Regions from separate parts of the Mus musculus genome. Here region 1 is linked to region 2. Evidence: chromatin loops called from intact Hi-C (ENCODE). Cell type or tissue: gastrocnemius. All regions are shown on one strand. Each heading gives the region's core, and the rest is flanking DNA. Links, peaks and the distances in the headings are about the cores only.

Region 1 (9,108 bases), core at 320-8,319, 78 kb before region 2:
ATATGTTATATATTTATTATATATAATTAATATATTCTAATATATAAATATTAGATATTATATATGCAAATATTATATATTATATTATATATGTGTGTATGTGTGTGTGTGTGTGTGTGTGTGTGTGTATACACAAATGGCTCGGTGTCAGACTCCAGAAATTTGAACTAGCCTGGCTAACTAAATCTTGCTGAACTGGATTCCTCTTGCCTCTCATGGTTTGTTTTTCTGTTGGTGCCAGCATTTTCAAGGACCCCTCACTGGGTTTCCAGGGTTTGGAGAGATGGCTCAGTACTTAAGTGGGCTTGTTCCTCTTCCCGAGGTCAGGACTGTGATTCCCAGCACCTACATCTGATGGCTCACAACTGCCAGTAACTCCAGCTCCAGGAATCACAATCTTTTTTCTGGATTCCATGCCTGCACACATATGGCATACATTCATACAGACATATGAACATATATAAACATAATTCTTTAGATATGGTTTTAAGGCTAGGGTTATAGCTCAGTCGGTAGAGTTCTTGCCAACCACACTCTAGGCCCTGAGTTTCTCCCCCAACATCACATAAACTAACTAGAAATGCAAACCTGTAATCCCAGCACCCTGGAGGTGAGGCAGAGTTAGAGGCCAGCTTGTGATGGCCTTGAATTTGTGACCCTGGCAGAGGGGTCTTACCCAGCACTGCTCAAAGTCTGGTTAGACCACAAAAGCCGCAAGAACTACTGAGCCCCAATTTTCCCCATACACTGGATGTAAGACAATTCATTCTAGTTCTGGGGCAGGGAAGTTCCACAGGGGTGGGACAGGCACGGGCTAGAACCAGAGGCCAGTCTTAACTTCCATGCGGGTTAACACAGGAGGCAGAGTATTCATCAGGTGGATAGGACAAGGAGAGAGGAGCTTCCGTTTCCTTAGTTAATGGTAGACCAAGTTATTTATTTGTTTGTTTATTTTGAGACAGAGTCTTCCTGTACAACTCTGGCTGCCCTAGACCTTGCTGGTATAGACCAGGCTGATCTTGAACTCACAGAGATCCGTTCCTCTGTGTTGTTTAGGACCAGTCCCCCAAGCCACACTTCTAATTGTAATTCTTTAGGTTCAAAAATGCCAAGACCATGCTATTCCCCAAAGATGGCATTCATCTTCATTCTCTTCATTCATCTTCATTCATTTGTGCTTTATCTACCACCATGTCCCTGAGCCTTCTAAAAGTAGCCCTGAGGGGACTGGAGAGATAGCTTAGCAATGAAGGACACTGAGTATTCTTCTAAAGGTCCTGAGTTCAAATCCCAGCAACCACATGGTGGCTCACAACCATCTGTACAGCTACAGTGCACTGATATACATAAAATAAATAAATAAATCTAAAACAAAACAAAAACAAACAAACAAACACCCCAATGGTTTGAAAATCAGAACCAGGCCTGGTCTACAGAGTGAGTTCTAGGACAGCCAGGCCTACACAGAGAAACCCTGTCTCAAAAAAAAAAAAAAAAAAAAAAGAAAAGAAAAAAAGGAAACTCATAACTAGAAGTAAGAAGTTTATATTCATGAACAACAGCATCCACTTAACCTCAGGTAAAAGAGAGTGGTATTGAGTATATGTAGCCGTGAGTTTTGGCTACACCGCTTCGGCTCCTGGCGAATCCGAAGCATCCATTCAGGAACTATCTTTGGACCCTTGAGTGAATGACACATACACATTAGCTTATTTTAAAGATGCCTTGGCTGCCTTGAAGGCTGAGCACTCCCAAACCTTCCCTGGCTACCTTAGGCCCAACCGAGGAAGTGACCACCCAAATTCTCACGTGTCTGGTTGGCTTTATCTCCGGCCACTCTTGCACCTGATCCTTCTTCCTTGAGGTATGGCGATTCTCCTGACTCTCCTCTGCTCCTCTCTGCATCCTACCCGAGAAACTCTAAGTGTCCTGCCCAGTGCCCAGCCATTAGCTGTTGGCATCTTTATTGATTAATCAAAAACCAATTGGAGACAGAGACCTTCAGCATCTGGACATGCAGATTTCTGATAGAATCAAAGCATTAGAACCAATCTCCAACATATGTGTGTGTGTGCATGTGTATGCACATATATGTATGTATGTATGTATGTATACACACACAGTGTGTGTAGATAGGCACATGTGTGACAGTCAGAGGACAACCTGCAGGAGGTGGTCCTCACAGCTGTTTTGAGAATTCCTTCCAACATCTGAATATGAGGCTCCTTAGGTTTAGCAGCAGGTCCCTTTACTCTCTGAATTTTTAGAAGTTTTGTTTATTACCATGACACATGCATGTATGATACATGGGTTTGCATGCAGGCACCCACACACCACAGCACACATGTGTGGAGGTCAGGTTCAGGAGTGCATTCTCCCCATCTGCCTTGAGACCCAGGGTGCAAACTCAGGCCTTTAGGCTTCCTCCTCCTCCTCCTCCTCTTCCTCCTCTTCTTCCTCCTCCTCCTCCTCCTCCTCCTCCTTTTTTTGGTTTTTTCGAGACAGGATTTCTCTGTGTAGCCGTGGCTGTCCTGGAACTCATTCTGTAGACCAGGCTGGCCTTGAACTCAGAAATCCACCTGCCTCTGCCTCCCAAGTGCTGGGATCAAAGGCATGCACCACCACTGCCCAGTTTCTTCTTCTTTTTCTTAAAGAATTATTTATTTATTTTATGTGTATATATGAGCACACTGTTGTTCTCTTCAGACACACCAGAAGAGGGCATCAGATCTCATTACAGATGGTTGTGAGCACTATGTGATTGCTGGGACTTGAACTCAGGACTTCTGGAGGAGCAGTCAGTGCTCTTATCTATTGAGCCATCTTTCCAGCACCTTTAGGCTTTCAAAGCTCCGATTATTCTGGCTCTTCTAGTTGTGTGACTTTAGGCAGGTGACCTAAATACGTACCTCAGTTTCCTGGGATGTAAAATAGCAGATAGTATCTGGCTGCCTTGTTCTGCAGGTTTCAGCTTCAACTGCTAACTGTTTTTAATCTACAGCCCTAGAACTCCAAGAGCTATGAAGGAGAGTACACGTTATACAGCATACATTTATGGACACCAACTGTGAATAGTTACAAAAGTAACCATTTGCTGAACAAATATCACACATTTCTAATATTTTAATAATCTATTTACTTTTATTTTATGTATTTTGCTTCCATGTATATCTGTGTGTGGATGTCAGATTTGGAGTGGACAGTTGTGAGCTGCCATGTGGTTGCTGAGAATTGAACTCAGGTCCTCTGGAAGAACAGTCAGTGCTCTTAAACCCTAAGTCATCTCTCCAGCCCCGTGTGTGTGTGTGTGTGTGTGTGTGTGTGTTTTGAGGTCTCACCCCCAATGTAGCCTCATGCCTCCATCTCCCAAATACGAGGACTTATTGGCGTGCATCACCACGCCCTGCTGTTACTTAACACACTTTTTTTCTTTTTTAATTAGATATTTTCTTTATTTACATTTCAAATATTATCCCCTTTCCTAATTTCCCCTCCGAAAACCCCCTATCCCCTCCCCTCTTCCCCTACTTAACACACTTTTATTAAAAGATGATATGTGCGTGGTCTCCCATAGAACTCTAGCTGGGGTCCTCTAGGACCTCAGTCCAGCAGAGGGCGCTGTGGCCTCAAAATGCAATTCTCAGCTTACTCTTTGGCTGAGTAATGCGGAGGGAAAGAGGGAACTCACTGGGGCGTTTTGGCTGTACCCCCTTCAGAACCTTTGTCCCAACCAACTTCTTTCTCCAAGCACTCAGCAAACCTGCTCAGCCGCGCAGCTCGCTGCGGAGTGAACACCACCTCCTGAAGGGATCGCTGGAGTTTTCAGTCTTCTACGTCTTTTTTTTTTTTTCTTCTTTCTTTTCTTTTCATTTCTTTCTTTCTTTTCTTTTCTTTTTTCTCATTTCATTTCACTTCTTTTCTTTTCTTTTTCTTTTGTTTTTATAAACCCTAGAAGCCTCATCCCAGCAGTGAATCATCGGCCTTATGCTTCTCTCTTTCTGTTCCAAATTCCAAGGCGGCAACCTCTCTCTTAGCCTTCTGGGCACCCGCAGCCATCTTTATCCCAGCCCAGCTCCTCATACAAAACGCACTCACTCTCCAGCCTACTCTTGTTTCACTCTGCTGGAAGACAAAGAGCCTCTTCTCCTAGTCTTTCACCAAACAGTTCTTTGGGACCAAGATTACCATCGCGCAGCGTTGAAGAGAGTTAACCTTTATTGAGCGCACACTGTGCATCAAGCACTTGGTTGGCATTATTCTCTCAATCACTCTGAGAGGTTTCTGGCCCATTTAATAGGTTACATAGTTAAGGCCATAGAGTAGCTAAGGGACACACATTCTAAGGTCGCACAGTGTGGAGTCAATTTTTTTTTTTTTTTCCTAAATAATTTTTGGAGAGGGCAGAGGCTGGAGAGATGGCTCAGCAGGTAGGAGTACTTGTTGCTTTTACAAGAGGACCCAGGTTTGGTCTCCAGCCCCCTCATGACAACTCACATCTGTCCATACTTTTCACACCTTCTGGCCTCCTTGGGCAGCAGATACACATATGATATACAAACCTGTTTTTTTAATTAATTAATTTATGGTGTTGCACCGGACACACACAAACTCATATCATGTTCAGAATACTGTTCCATGGGGGTCAGTTTTCTTCTTCTACTGTGTGCATTGTGGATTAAATTCAGGCAAATACTATACCAGTAAGATATATCCCCAGTAACATTTTTTGTTTTTTTCCAGACATGATTTCTCTGGGTAGCCCTGGCTGTCCTGGAACTCACTCTGTAGACCAGGCTGGCCTCAAACTCATAGTGATCTGTCTGCCTCTGCCTCCCAAGTGTTGGGATTAAAGGCATGCACCACTACTGCCTGACTCTACAACATTTTTTTTTAATTATTTATATACATCAGAAGAGGGCATCAGATCCCATTATAAATGGTTGTGAGCTGCCATGTGGGTGCAGGGGATTTGAACTCAGGACCTCTGGAAGAGCATCCAGTGCTTTTAATCACTGAGCCATCTCTCCAGCCCTTAACAAAAAAATTTTAATTATATTTATTTGTGAGACGGGGAACGTGCACACCACAGAGGATGATGCAGAGGTCAGAGGACAACTGGCAGGAACTGGCTGTCTTCTTCTGCCCTGTGGGTCCTGGGGATTGCAGGCAGGTCATCAGACTTGGTCTCAAATACCTCTGCCCACTGAACCATCTCACCAGCCCACTTGTTTTGTTTTGTTTTTAACAAAATTATTTTATGTATATGAGTTTTTGTCTGTGTACTCCGTTTTTGCTATTTTTGCAGTGTTCACGGAAGCCAGAAGAGGACCCTGAATTCTCTGGAACAGGAGTTACAAATAGGTGTGAGCCACCGTGTGGATGCTGAGAGTGGACCCCAGGTGCTCAGATTAAAGGTGCGCACCATATGTACAGCCTGACAATAAAAAAAATTTTATTTATTATTATTACTTATAAAATATTTATAGCAAATATTTTATTTATTGTTAGTTTTAATTATGCGTTTGTGTGTGTCTGCATGTTCACACACACACACACACACATAGAGTACAGGTATCTTTGGAGCCCAGAGGCATTGGATTCCCTGAAGCTGGAGTGACAGATGGTTGTGAGCTGCCCTGGTAGTAAAGGGAATTGTACTCAGATACTCTAGAAGAAGAACAGACAATGCTCTTTATCACTGACCCATCTCTCCAGCTCCTCCCACAATTTTTAAAATGGGCCTTTAGTACCTGGACTTGTTGGACCCAAACAGGCTCTACATATTGTTCAATATCCTTTTAAAATTTTATTATTACCTTGCATATGAAATGCATGTGCCTATGTGTGCACATGTCACAGCATGTGGGCAAAGATTAGAGAGCAGCTTCCTGTAGTCAGTTCTCTCCCTCCACGCTTTACTGGTGCTGAGGACATGAGGACTTTTGCTGTGTATTGTAATGCAAAGTGTGGTCCCCAAGAAAGACCTGGTTGCCCCAGAAATACAAGAGTCTGCACATAGACCCAAGTGATACTATGTGCCCTTGTACCCAAGTTGCTTTTGATTGGTAAATAAAGATGCTGACAGCCAATAGCTGGGCAGGAGAGATATAGGTGGGTTTTATGGTTTTCGGGCTGGGGGTTGTTGAGGGAGAGTCAGGAGCTGGAGAAGAAGGTGAGGAGAAAGGAGAAGCCACCATGGGCTAGGTGCGCCATGAGAACGTGACACTGAGGGCTGGCCAGTTAGAGTTACGAGCAGCCCAGATGAAACACAGTAATAACTCAGGGTTATCGATAGGGAAGTAGATTTTAATAGCATAGAGGGTAGATATCTGCCCAGCTCTTGTGCTGTTTAAGGCTTATTATTAATAATAAAAGTTGTGCCAGGCGTGGTGGTGCACGCATTTAATCCCAGCACTGGGGAGACAGAGGCAGGCGGATTTCTGAGTTCGAGGCCAGCCTGGTCTACAAAGTGAGTTCCAGGACAGCCAGGGCTATAAAGAGAAACCCTGTCTTGAAAAACCAAAAAAAAAAAAAAAAAAAAAAAAAAAAAAAAAAAAAAATAATAATAATAAAAGTTGTGTGTCTTTATCCGGAGACTAAATGACCAAAGGTAGGGTAGAAACCCCGGATTGAAATTAAAAATTTCTACAAAAACATGGGCTCCAGGGATGGAACTCGGGTCGACTGCCTCTACCTGCTGCGAGCCATCTTTTGAGCCCACTGTGCAATATCTTGGGGTTTTTTGTTATAGTATTTTGTTTTGTTTTTGAGATGAGGTCCCACCATGTAACCCTGGCTGTCCTTAATTTGTCTCCGTAGAGCAGGCTGACCTCAAACTTCTAGAGCCTCCTCTGCCTCCCCAGTGCTGGGATCAAAGGCCCGCACCACCACACCCAGCGGCTGTTCAGTATCTACCCACTTGTCCAGTCTGAGTCACGAGTACACAACTGACCAAACAGAGGTGCTGTGAGGGCAAAACTAAATTCCAACGACAGTTTAAAGGAGGAAAAAAAAAAAAAAAAAAGAAGCAAATTTAGCACTAATTATTTTATATTGATTACATATGAAAATAGTTTACATCATTGGATTAAATATTATTAAGGTTCATCTCACTTGTCTTAATATTTTTTTTCTTTCTGTTAAACTACGTGGCTACTAGAATATTTTAAATATCCCGGGTGACTCGAATTCCTTCTCTCTGAGTCAGCGTTACTCTGGGAGCTGTCTGCTCAGTGAGGGTCGGGATGATTCAAATATGAGATGAGCATCCCTTGGTATCCAGGAGAGCTGTTTCCAGCAACTCTGTGGGTATCAAAATCTTCAGGGGCTGAAATCCTTCATATCAAAATGACGTTCTATTTGGGTACAGCCGGTGCAGATCTTCTTGGAAACGAACAATCCCTCCTGCCTGCAAGTGCCGTGGAGGTAACTGTTACTGTTTATGGAGCAAAACAAGGAAAGAAAGGTTGCTTAGTGCTGACACAGTCTCCAGAAAACAAAAAAATAAAATAAAAAATTTAAAAAGCAGATACACACATTTTTCCCTCATAATATAGACCCATGGTTGGTTGAATACTTTGTAGGGGAGTCTGAGGATAAAAGATCTGGGGCGACTGTCATATTAAGACCATGGAATTAAGACCAGAGAACTCCTGGAAGAAGGATGCTGGTGTTGCTGTCCTAAGGTCCACGGTGTTCTAAAAGTCCAAATATGGTTCTGGGGAGAAGAGCAGTCGGAAATCAGAGGAAGGAAGAGGGTAAAGCCAGCAGGAAGCCCGGGCACCTGGTGAGGCCACACAGCTTTCAGATGGTCTTCAAGGCATGGAATTCCAGACTTCCCAAGGTGGGGAGTGATAGGCTGGGCCGTGCTAGGTCAGGTGGAGAGAGGAGAGGGGTCGTGAATGACATACTAGCCACCTCTGCTCCGGTATCTGCTGCCTCAGGTCTTTCTTCTAGCCCGAGGGGAATGCAGCGCAGGGATGCTGTAAGGGCTGGAGGACCGCTCTCCAGACGCCATCTCCTGTAGCCTTACAACTGCTTCCTGCCCAAAGCTCCCTTCCTTTCTGGGGAGTCAGGTGGCCATGAAGGCTTCACAAGCTGAGGCACCGCACCCAGCTCCTCAGTAAGCTGAAGGACCTCAGATGTCTAACCCACCCAGGGCCTTCACAGGGAGGCACTGATATCTGGGAGCTCCCTGGGCAGGTCTGGGGCAAGGAACAGAAGCTTCACCTCACCCTAAGGTTAGGGCGTCAATCCCAGCATGCCTCCTTCCTTCCCACAGTTTCCGCTTCCACCCCTGACCTCTGCCCACCCCTGACCTCTGACAACTGTCACTTCTGCCCACCCCTCTTTCTGCCCACCCTCACCCCTGCTCATTCGTCATCCCTTCCCACCCTCACCCCTGCCCACCCTCACATCTTCCCACCCTTACCCCTGCCCACCCTCATCTCTGCTTAGGAGCTCATCTTCCTTCTCTCACTAACTCAGCTCTTTTCCCAGACAGCGCTTGGGAATTTCTGAAGAGAAAGGAAGTTTTTAACCCCCATAGGAAAGAATCCCCAGGCTTCCTGGGGCCGCACCCACCTCCCCTCTGAGAGTAGAACTGCAGTTGTGCCCTTTCTGATTTGGGGGGCCAGGTCTCAAGGCTATGAGGTTTTATTGGTTTTATTTTGACTTTTTAAAAATTTTATTTATTTATTTATTTATTTATTTATTTATGTGTGTGTGCGCGCGCGCGCGTGTGCGCGCACTACATGTGTGTACATGATGGAGACTGGAGGACAATTATGGGAGCTGGTTCTTTCCTACCGTATGGATTCAAGGGATCAACTTCTAGTCATCAAATTTGACAGCATGTCTCCTGCTCAGGGCTTAGAGGGTTGAGAGCCTATCAGAGATTGGTAAAAAGGAGCCGGCTCTCAGATGAGCACATTGCTGTGCACTGTAATTCCAGCCCTTTGTGTGCGCTACAAAGGGAGACCCTGCATCAAAACAAACAGCATAGTTCACATAGGGGGTCTCTGCACTTCGGAAGCAGAGGCAGGAGGATCATCATGAGTTCCAGACCGGCATGAAGCCAGTACAAGAGCTTGTGTCAAAAATAAGAGC
Region 2 (9,108 bases), core at 420-8,419:
CCTTTTTTTTTTTTTTTACTTGTTCCTGAAACTCACTCTGTAGACTAGGGTGGTCTCAGACTCAGAGATCCACCTGGCTCTTCCTCCTGAGTGTGGGATTAAAGGCATGTGTTACCAAGGACTAATAAGATGCTGTCTTAAAGTTTTAAAATGTGTGGAGTTGAAGAAATGGCTCAGCAGTTAAGATCAGGGGACCAGTGTTTGATTCCCAGGTTCTTCTTCAGACAGCTCTGCTCAAAACTACTTGTACCTCCAGCTCCAGGGGGTCTGACACTTCTGGCCTCACACAGACAAACCCACATATAGTAACTAGGTATGGTGGCACATGCCTTTAGTTCCAGCACTTGGGAGACAAAGGTAGATAGATCTCTTCCATTTCAAGGTCAGCCTGATCTACATAGTGAGTTGTAGGCCACCCAGGCTACACAATGAGACCCTGTCTCAATCAAACAAACAAACAAACAAACAAAATCCAGAAAGTAAAGCCCAGAGGAAGCTCAGTTGGCAAAGTGCTTACCAGGCAAACATGAGCACCGGGCCTCAGATTCCTAGTTTCTGTGTAAAAGTCAGGTACAGTGGAATGGGTCTGTAATCCTAACACTATGAGGGCTGTCCAGCCTGCCATGCACATAAACTCCACATGGATACACAAATATAATTAGAAATCAAAACAGGGACTGGAGAGATGGCTAGGTAGTTAAAAGCCCTGGCCATTTTTCCATAGGACCCATGGGCGGGTTCCCAGCATCCACTGGGCAGCTTACAGTTCCTTTGATGTCTCTGTTCTTTTCGGGCATCTGAACTCGTGTGCATGCACATAGATACAGACACAAAGATACAAAGACAGACAGACAGATACACACACACAATTAATACATTTTTTTTAAAAAGCATTGAGCCTAGCTTGATGCTTTTACCAGTATTCTCAGCGCTTGGGAGGATGAAGATCAGGAGTTCAAGGTCTTCTTTGGCTACACAGGTAGTTTGAGGCCAGCCAGGGCTACATAATTATGGTCCTGTCTCATAACACCCAAATAAGAACAAAACAGGACAAAACAAAACACGTGTTGCCTCTCCTTTTCAAACAGGGGCCTGACAGGAAGAGCAAGATGGATGCGTGCGCAGATAGGTGTGCTCCGGGCTGAGGCAATTCAGCGCAGGCAAAGCACAGGACACCAGGCACAGGAGATGTGTGGAGTAATTCAGTGTGGTTAGAGTATGAGGTAGTGGAAAAAGGACCAGCAAAGTAGACGGGAGCCATATCACAAGACCCTTAAATTCCAAGCTAAAGAATTTGCACTTCATTTAGTGGGCCTGGGGGAAACCTCCACAGACGATGGGATTAGAGGTACTCTGTGGGAGGAGACCAGGGGCACCGTGAACGGGTGGAGAACAGCATAGGCAGCGGGAACCGCACGCCTGGTGAGGTAAGCTACTACCGAAGGGGATGGGCCTCCTGGAGGATGGCTTTTCAGAAGCTGGAAGGCAAAAGTAAACCCATTGAAAGTCCTGTGTAGGACCGGTAACATGGCTCAGTTGGTAGAGCGCTTGCCTGGCTTTACAAAGCTCTATGTTCAACCCTCAGCACTGTATAGACCAGGCACATCCTGGTAGCCCCAGCATTTGGGGGTGGAGGCAAAAAGGTAAAAAAGTACAAGGTCATCCTGGGCTACCAACCTCCCCACCCTCCACCCACCAAAAAAACCCAAAACAACCAAAACAGAACCTACCTAGACAAATAAATAGACAAACATTCTTACATTGATTCCTTCTTTGGTCTGAGGGGCAAAAAGGGGGCCTTTGGGTGCTTCACAGCTAACAGAGGAGGCGGTTTAAGGGGCAGACAGATGTCTGCAACAGGTTGGGACTCACCTGTGGGGTAAAGTGTTCTGGGCCACAAAGAACGAGAGATTTGAGAAGTGGTTCAGAGCCTTCACACGGAGGTATTGATATTCTAACCTTCTCTTTAATTAAGCTCCACTTAAAACTTTTCTTTTAGGGACTGGAGGGGTGGCTCAGAGGTTAATAGCACTGGCTGTTCTTCAAGAGGATCAGGGTTCAATTCCCAGCACCCACATGGCAGCTCACAGCTGTCTGTGACTCCAGTTCCAGGGGATCTGACGCTCTCACACAGACATACATTCTGGCAAAACACCATGCACATAAAAATAAGTCAATATTTGAAATATATTTTTCTTTTAGATTTATATTATGCATATGAATGTTTTGCCTTCATGTATGTATGTATACGCACCACATAAGTGTCTGGTGCCCACAAAGACCAGAAGAGGCCATCAGATCCTTTTGTAGTTACAGATGTTACGAGCTGCCTCGCAGATGCTGGGAGCTAAACCCAGGTAACCTGAAAGCATGGCAAATGATGCTGGCAGATGCCTTGCCTATAACCCCAGAGTGCTCAACAGATGGAGACGGGGCAGGCTAGCCTACCCCGAATAATGACCTGGGCACTCAAAGTGACTACCTCCATATACTAGGTGGGAATCAGTCAAGGAAGTATTCAACCTCTGCCTTCCACGTGAGTGCTCACACACAGGCACGGTCCACACAAAAGAAAAGAATAGGTGCTCATAGTGGCATGTGCTTTTAATCTTAGTGCTCAAGAGGTAGAAAGGCAGAAGCAGGCAGAACTCTATCAATTCAAGATGGCATGGTCTACTCAGTCTACGTGGTCTACACGGTCTATGTGGTTCTCTCTCTCCCTCCCCTTTTTTGTTTTTTTGTTTTTTTGTTTTTGTTGTTTGTTTTATTTTATTTTATTTTTCGAAGGCAGTGAGGTAGGGTCTCCCTGTGTAGCCTTGGCTATCCTGGAACTCACTCTGTAGCCCAGGCTGGCCACGAACTCACAGAGATCCACCTGCCTCTGCCTCCTGAGTGCAAGGGTCAAACCTGTGAACCACCAGGGCCTGGCTAAATGGTCTCTTGACCATAGATAAGGTCACAGTATCTGCAACATGTCTACCTTTCAAATATTCGGTATAGGCTGGGGTGTGGAGACACTTGGGCTGTGGGTCTCAGAAACAGAAGGACTCAGGACCGACTCTAACCATCCCACACTCCTCAAAGCCCCACTTAGTGTATAGGGAGAGAACTGATTCGTAATAGTTGTCGTTTGACCTCCATACACAGGTCATGGTGTGTACCTTCCCTCAACCCAGGTAGAGAGATGATAGATAGGTAGATAGATAGATAGGTGGATAGAAGGACAGATTGAAAGATAGAATAGATGATACAAGATAGGTAGATTGAAAGATAGATGATAGATAAATGAGACAAGTATACTTAACATTTAAAAGAAAGTTGGGTAAAGGGGAGAAGCCACAGCACAACCTGGCATGGAACAGCACCTGCTAATCATTATGTATATACGAATTTCAGAACTCAGAGAGCACTCATTATCAGAGTCAACGAAAATCTCAGTGAGAAGCCATCTTCCCACCTAGGGGACAAGCGAAAATCAGACTCCACCGTGGAAGTCTCTGGGTTGGCAAGGGTATGAGAAACATTCCACGTGGACATGGATGCAGTTGTAAGCACTGCTTGGGTATGGAACTTAGCAATATCGACTGACATTACAAACTGCAGACAAACAACTCCAACTCTGAGAAGCCAGCCTTCAGAACCATGCATGCACAAAGCCACCGAGGCACCGCTGCCTTTATTAAAGCTTCAGTACAAGAGGAGTTGATTGAATGGCTTCTGGCTCGTCCATTTGATTGGGTATTGGAAATTCTGACATGGGCTGATCTGCGTGATAAGTTACCTTGGCTGGGGGATGTAGCTCAGTTGGAGTAATGCTTGCCTATCTTGTGTGTTCGATCCCCGGCACCACAGAAACTGGGCAAAAGGTGGAAGCAAGAGGAGTAGAATTTCTTTTTTCCTTTTTTTTTTTTTGTTTTCTTTTGTTTCCCTTCCCTTCCCTTCCCTTCCCTTCCCTTCCCTTCCCTTCCCTTCCCTTCCCTTCCCTTCCCTTCCCTTCCCTTCCCTTCCCTTCCCTTCCCTTCCCTTCTCCTTCCTTTTCTTTTCTTTTTTCTTTTCTTTTCTTTTCTTTTCTTTTCTTTCCTTCCCCTCCCTCCCTCCCTTCCTCTCTCCCTCCTCTCTCTCTCTCTCTCTCTCTCTCTCTCTCTCTTTCTTTCTTTCTTTCGGACAGGGTTTCTCTGTGTAACCTTGGCTGCCCTGGAACTCACCTTGTAGTGGAGGCTGGTCTCCTGCTCAGAGACCTGGTCTCCCGCCGGAGTGCTTGAATCAAAGTCCTCCTCCACCACCACCACCCAGCTAGACTTTCAAAGGCATCCTCAACTACACGGTGAGTTTGAGGACAGCCTGGGCTACATGAAACTCTGCCTCACTAACAAAAACAAAAGCATAAAAGATAAACAATCTTGAAATGACTGGAGTAAGGATAGTGGCTACCGTATAATATAATTTGTATGTGGAAGAAAAGATAACCTGTGGGCATTTGTATGCTACCATCTGGGTGGGAAAAAAAAAACACCATACGTTCTATTATGTAAGCATACACTTCTAGCATTCAAATGCTGAGAGAACTGGGGAGCTAGGAAGCAGGTACATTGTATGCTCATTTATACCTTTAAGAATGTATACCATATGCAAGTAGTAGTTATACACATCAAAACATAAATAAAACCAAAAAGATTTATCAGAACAAGTTTGGATTCGCCAGACTGGTGAGTTAGTCCACAGCGCCCCCTGTTGTTGCTTGCGTGTATATGCAGGGCCGGGTTCACGGTGAGGAGGCAGTGCCTCTTTAAAGAAAGATGCAGAGAAAAGAATGGTGGACTACGCTGGAGCTAGAGGAGAGGGGTGGATGGGAGGCACTGGACACATTGGGAACGGGCAGTCCTTGGTCATGGAGTGCCGAGTGCCTTTGCCAGCTGCATGCCTTGGGACACGTGACCCTCTTAATAAGTCTCTGTTCTTGCCCCATAAATTGGGTTGCTAATACCTACCCTTAGGGTCGCTGTGAAGATCAAATAAGGCATGAACATGAACAGCGCTTCAGAATGAGAAAGTGCCATTACAATGCTAAGGGATTACTTTTAACTATCCCCCTCAGTTCACAAGGTAGTAAGAGGTAGGTAGTATCGGGCAGCGGTAAAGTTAGGGACTCAGGAGTCAGAATGGCTAATTCCACCAGCCACCATCTGGAGGGATCTAGAGTAAATTATTCAATTTAGTGACCTCTAGTTTACATATGCGAAGTTAGGGTTGACAATAACATTTTCATATGATTTGGTGGAGGGATCTTTAAAGCACCTGGTATTGGATCTGGCCAACGCTGCTGTCGGAGTCTGCCACTGCTGTCTTCTCCGTGTGCAAGGTCCACGTACTTTGCAAATAGGTGTGTGGTAGGTGCTAGCTTACACTAGCATCTTAGAGGCGAAGAAACTGAAGCCTGTGGAGGAGATGTGACCTGGCCCAAACCCTCTGACTAGTTAGTGAGTAGCAATAATTCTTCTAAGCTGGGAGTGGAGGTTGGTGCACACCTGTAACCCCAGCACTTCGAAGGTGCAGGCAGGAGGAGCTGGTGTTTAAGGTTAGCCTTGGCTACATCAGGCCCTGTCTCAAAAACACTGAATAAAAATATAACTAAAAATTCTTTTTCAAAAAAACCCCTTCTATTTTAGAGGGGCATCAAAAAGAATCCTCCTTCCTTTTTTCCTTCTTTCTTTCTAAAAGAGTATTTATTTACTTTTTAATAAAATTATGTATATGCGGGGTTGGAGAGATGTCTCAGAGGTTAAGAGCACTGACTACTCTTGTGGAGGCCCTGGGTTCAAGTCCCAGCACCCACATGGCAGCTCGCAACAGTCTGTGACTCCCCCAGTCCCAGGGGATCCGACACCCTCACACAGACAAACATGCAGGCAAAACACCAATGCACATAAAATAAAAATAAATTATTTTTAAAAATAGGAATACGTATCTGTGGAGTATGTTCATGTGATTGCAGGTGCCCACGAAGGCAGGGGCCAGGGGTGGCAGATCTCTCAGAAGCTGGAGTTCCAGGGGCTTGTGAGCCACTTGATATGGTTCCTGTGAGCTGAACTCAGGTCCTCTGCAAAAGGTACACACGTGGGCCGGAGATGATGGCTCAGAGGTTAAGAGCACTGCCAGTTATTCCAAAGATCCTGAGTTCAAATCCCAGCAACCACATGGTGGCTCACAACCACTGGGAAGATCTGGCGCCCTCTTCTGGAGCATCTGACAACAGCTACAGTGTACCTACATATAATAAATAAATAAATAAATCTTAAAAAAAAAAAAGGTACACATGTCCTTAAAGCTGAGCCATCTCTACAGTCTGCCCTGCCTCTCTCTCCCTCCTGCCTTCCTTTTTTTTTTTTCTTTTCTTTCTCTGTGTGGTGTGGTATGTGTGTGTACATGTGTGTGTGTGTACACATGTGTGTGTGTGTGTACACGTGAATGTGTATATGCATGCCACAACATACATGTGAAGGAAAGAGAACCACTTTGTGGGTTTGACTCTCTCCTTCTACTCTGTGGGTTCCAAGGATCAAACTCAGGTTTGGCAGCAATCACCTTTTACCTGCTGAGCCATCTCGCCGGCCCCTAGAAATACAGTTTATAATTGCCACAGCATGAATTGAAGCAGGGATAGACAGAGGACACAGAAGTGGGGGTATGAGGAAGAAGAACTTTAGCGGGAGACAATACAAAGAGTGACAGAATCCATGAGAGCCCCAGGGCATCCTGGGTCAGGGTGGACATAAGCTGCTAATGGGAAACAGAGTCAGAAGGAGGGGTTCAGGACTCGGGAGAACATCAAGGATGGGGGAGCTTTCAGATACCATCCTCCCTGGGGAAACGTTTCCCAAAGAAGGCAGTATGGTGCAGTAGGAAGACCACCCCAAGGATGTACCGAGTTCCTGTGTGCCGGGTTGCAGACCAAAGCAAAAGCCAAGATCGCTGTTTGTGAGCTGAGGACCCTCTGGTGGGTCTTCCCCTCCCTCTCCCGCCCCCACAGAATATAGATTAACATCTGGGTTTCAGCTTTATTTTCACCCTTAGCTGTGTGTTTAAAAAGAAGAAGAAGTCTAATTACAACTAGATGCCCTAACTTCATTCCAGCTTTTTTTTTTAAAGATCTATTTTCATTTTATGTATTTATTTTATGTGTACGGGTGCTTTGCCTGCATATGTGTCTGCGCACCACATGCGTGCCTGGTGCCTGGAGTGGATCAGATGAGGGCTTCAGATCCCCTGGGACTGGAGTTAGAGAGGTGCGTGTCTACACGGGTGCTGGGAGCTGAGTGCGGGTCTTCTGGAAGAGCTCCTCGCCCTCAGAACTGCTGCACCATCTCGCCAGTCCCAGGATTTATTTTTACTAATATGTTTAGGTGTGATGTGTACATATGGATACTTGCACATGAGCACAGGTGCCTGCAGATGCCAGAGGTCATGGATTCCCCCTGAGCTGGAGTTAGAGGAATCGGTAAGCGGCCAGATGTGGGTGTTTGGAACTGAACACAGGTTCCCTGGAAGAGCACTGAGTGCTTTTCACTGCTGAGCTGTCTCTCCAGCCCCTGGCCTCCCTCTTTTTTAACAGATAACTAAAAATTTAAGGACCAAGTGGCTTGTTCAGTCCCAGAGATCACGATAACCTCTAGGAGGCATTGGTGTATCATGAATTCATACCTTCTGATACCAGTCATCCACAGAGCAAGGCCTGCTCATCCCAGAGGTGGCCTGTCTCTCTGCAGCTGCGAGAGAGAGGAGTCTGGGCTGGGCACGCCTGAGTGCTTCAACTTTCCCCAGATATTCCAACTCTGCTTCCATATTTAAACATCCATCTGGTCTTTGTCCCATGTATTTTCCTTTCCACTTTAAAATGTGAGTGTCCTTCTGAGGAAAAGCCAATCCATGTGTTTTTGATTCATTTAAATTTAATTTCTCAAAATTAAAAAAAAAAAGGGCAGACATCACTGAGTTTCACACATATTCAAATGACAGGAAATAGAGAGAGGCCACGTGTGGGTAACTGGGTGTGAGAGACCTCAGGTACTCCTGGGGCTCTCCTGCTCAGGAAATGATGTCGCTCAACCTTACAGTGGATGCTGAGCCTGGCTTTATTTCCTTATTCCAGTGCCAGCTCCAGCAAGGGGGCAGTTATAACACCTGGGCCAGCCAGCATTAAGAATATAATAAAACAACGAGTGAATCTGAACTTTGAAAACTTGGCTGGGGTGTGCAGTCAGGTCACGTGTAAGAGAAGAAGCAATTATTGTTTGGTGCTTCCTGTCTGTTGGGGTTTAAATTTACATAAACAACAAGAACAAAAAGGGTCTCACTATGTAGACCAGGCTGGCTTTGAACTCGCAGAGGTCTGCCTACCTCTGCATCCCAAGTGATAGGATTAAAGGCATGTGCTACCACATCTGCCCTTGCCTGTTATGCTTTGAATCTGAACTATCCCACAATGGCTCATGTTTGGAAGGTCTTCCCTCCACCCCCACCCCCCACCCCCCAAGCTGGCAGCATTATTTTTGGGAGGTGCTAGTTTACTCAGGATTCCACTAGGCTCTTCCCAGGGACCTAGTAATGACTTAAGTCACAATCACCTGCTGCCATCACCTGCCTCCATCACCTGTCATCTCTGCCAGGTGTGCCAGATGTGTATAAAAGGACTGCTGGCTACTCCAGGGCTCTCTCGTGCTCATTCTCTCTCTTCCTCTCTCCCTCCCTCACTCTCCCTCCCTCCCTGTCCTCTGTACTGCCCCCTTCTCTGCCCTCCTGCCTCTGCTCCAGCCTGTCTGCCTATGTCCACTGGTCTGCCCCTACCCCTTCCCAGGTTCTTCCCCCAGTAAACCCCCTTATACCAGATCTGCTGTGTGGTGTAGTTACTCGGGGACACAGCTTGGTATGGTCCTGCCAGGTACCCCAGCACAGGACTATACTTCATGACAGGAGGTTGTGCAACCTTTAGAAGGTGAGGCCTAGCTAGCGGAAGTAGGTAAATCAGGCCCGGCTTTTGACTATAGCCTAGTCCTGGTTTATTAAAGTTGGTCTCTCAGTGTCCTGTTTCACCGAGATGGGAATAGCCTGCGC

What was found. A loop is a pair of places that touch in the nucleus more often than their neighbours do. Peaks named below come from ENCODE experiments on the same cell type or tissue, not always from the same donor. Only the 100,000 strongest peaks of a DNase experiment are listed, where the experiment ranks them.
Region 1: it touches region 2 in a loop (7-fold over the local background); 34 of 42 quality-filtered maps call a loop at or near these places.

What each region holds. Positions count from the first base shown.
Region 1 is chr11:102,569,363-102,578,470 of GRCm38, forward strand. Gm11627 (predicted gene 11627) reads right to left here. Exons shown (of 3, transcript NR_040286.1): 3 at 7,037-7,435. Among named protein-coding and RNA genes, the nearest start is that of Gm11627, 5.2 kb to the right of the region's middle. In gastrocnemius, for the core only: a CTCF peak has its summit at 3,629 (motif pointing right); a DNase peak (open chromatin) is centred at 3,627; H3K4me3 peaks cover 674 bases; H3K27ac peaks cover 284 bases.
Region 2 is chr11:102,646,813-102,655,920 of GRCm38, forward strand. No RefSeq gene overlaps it. Among named protein-coding and RNA genes, the nearest start is that of Meioc, 14 kb to the right of the region's middle. In gastrocnemius, for the core only: CTCF peaks have their summits at 4,729 (motif pointing left) and 6,236 (motif pointing left); a DNase peak (open chromatin) is centred at 4,743; H3K4me3 peaks cover 451 bases.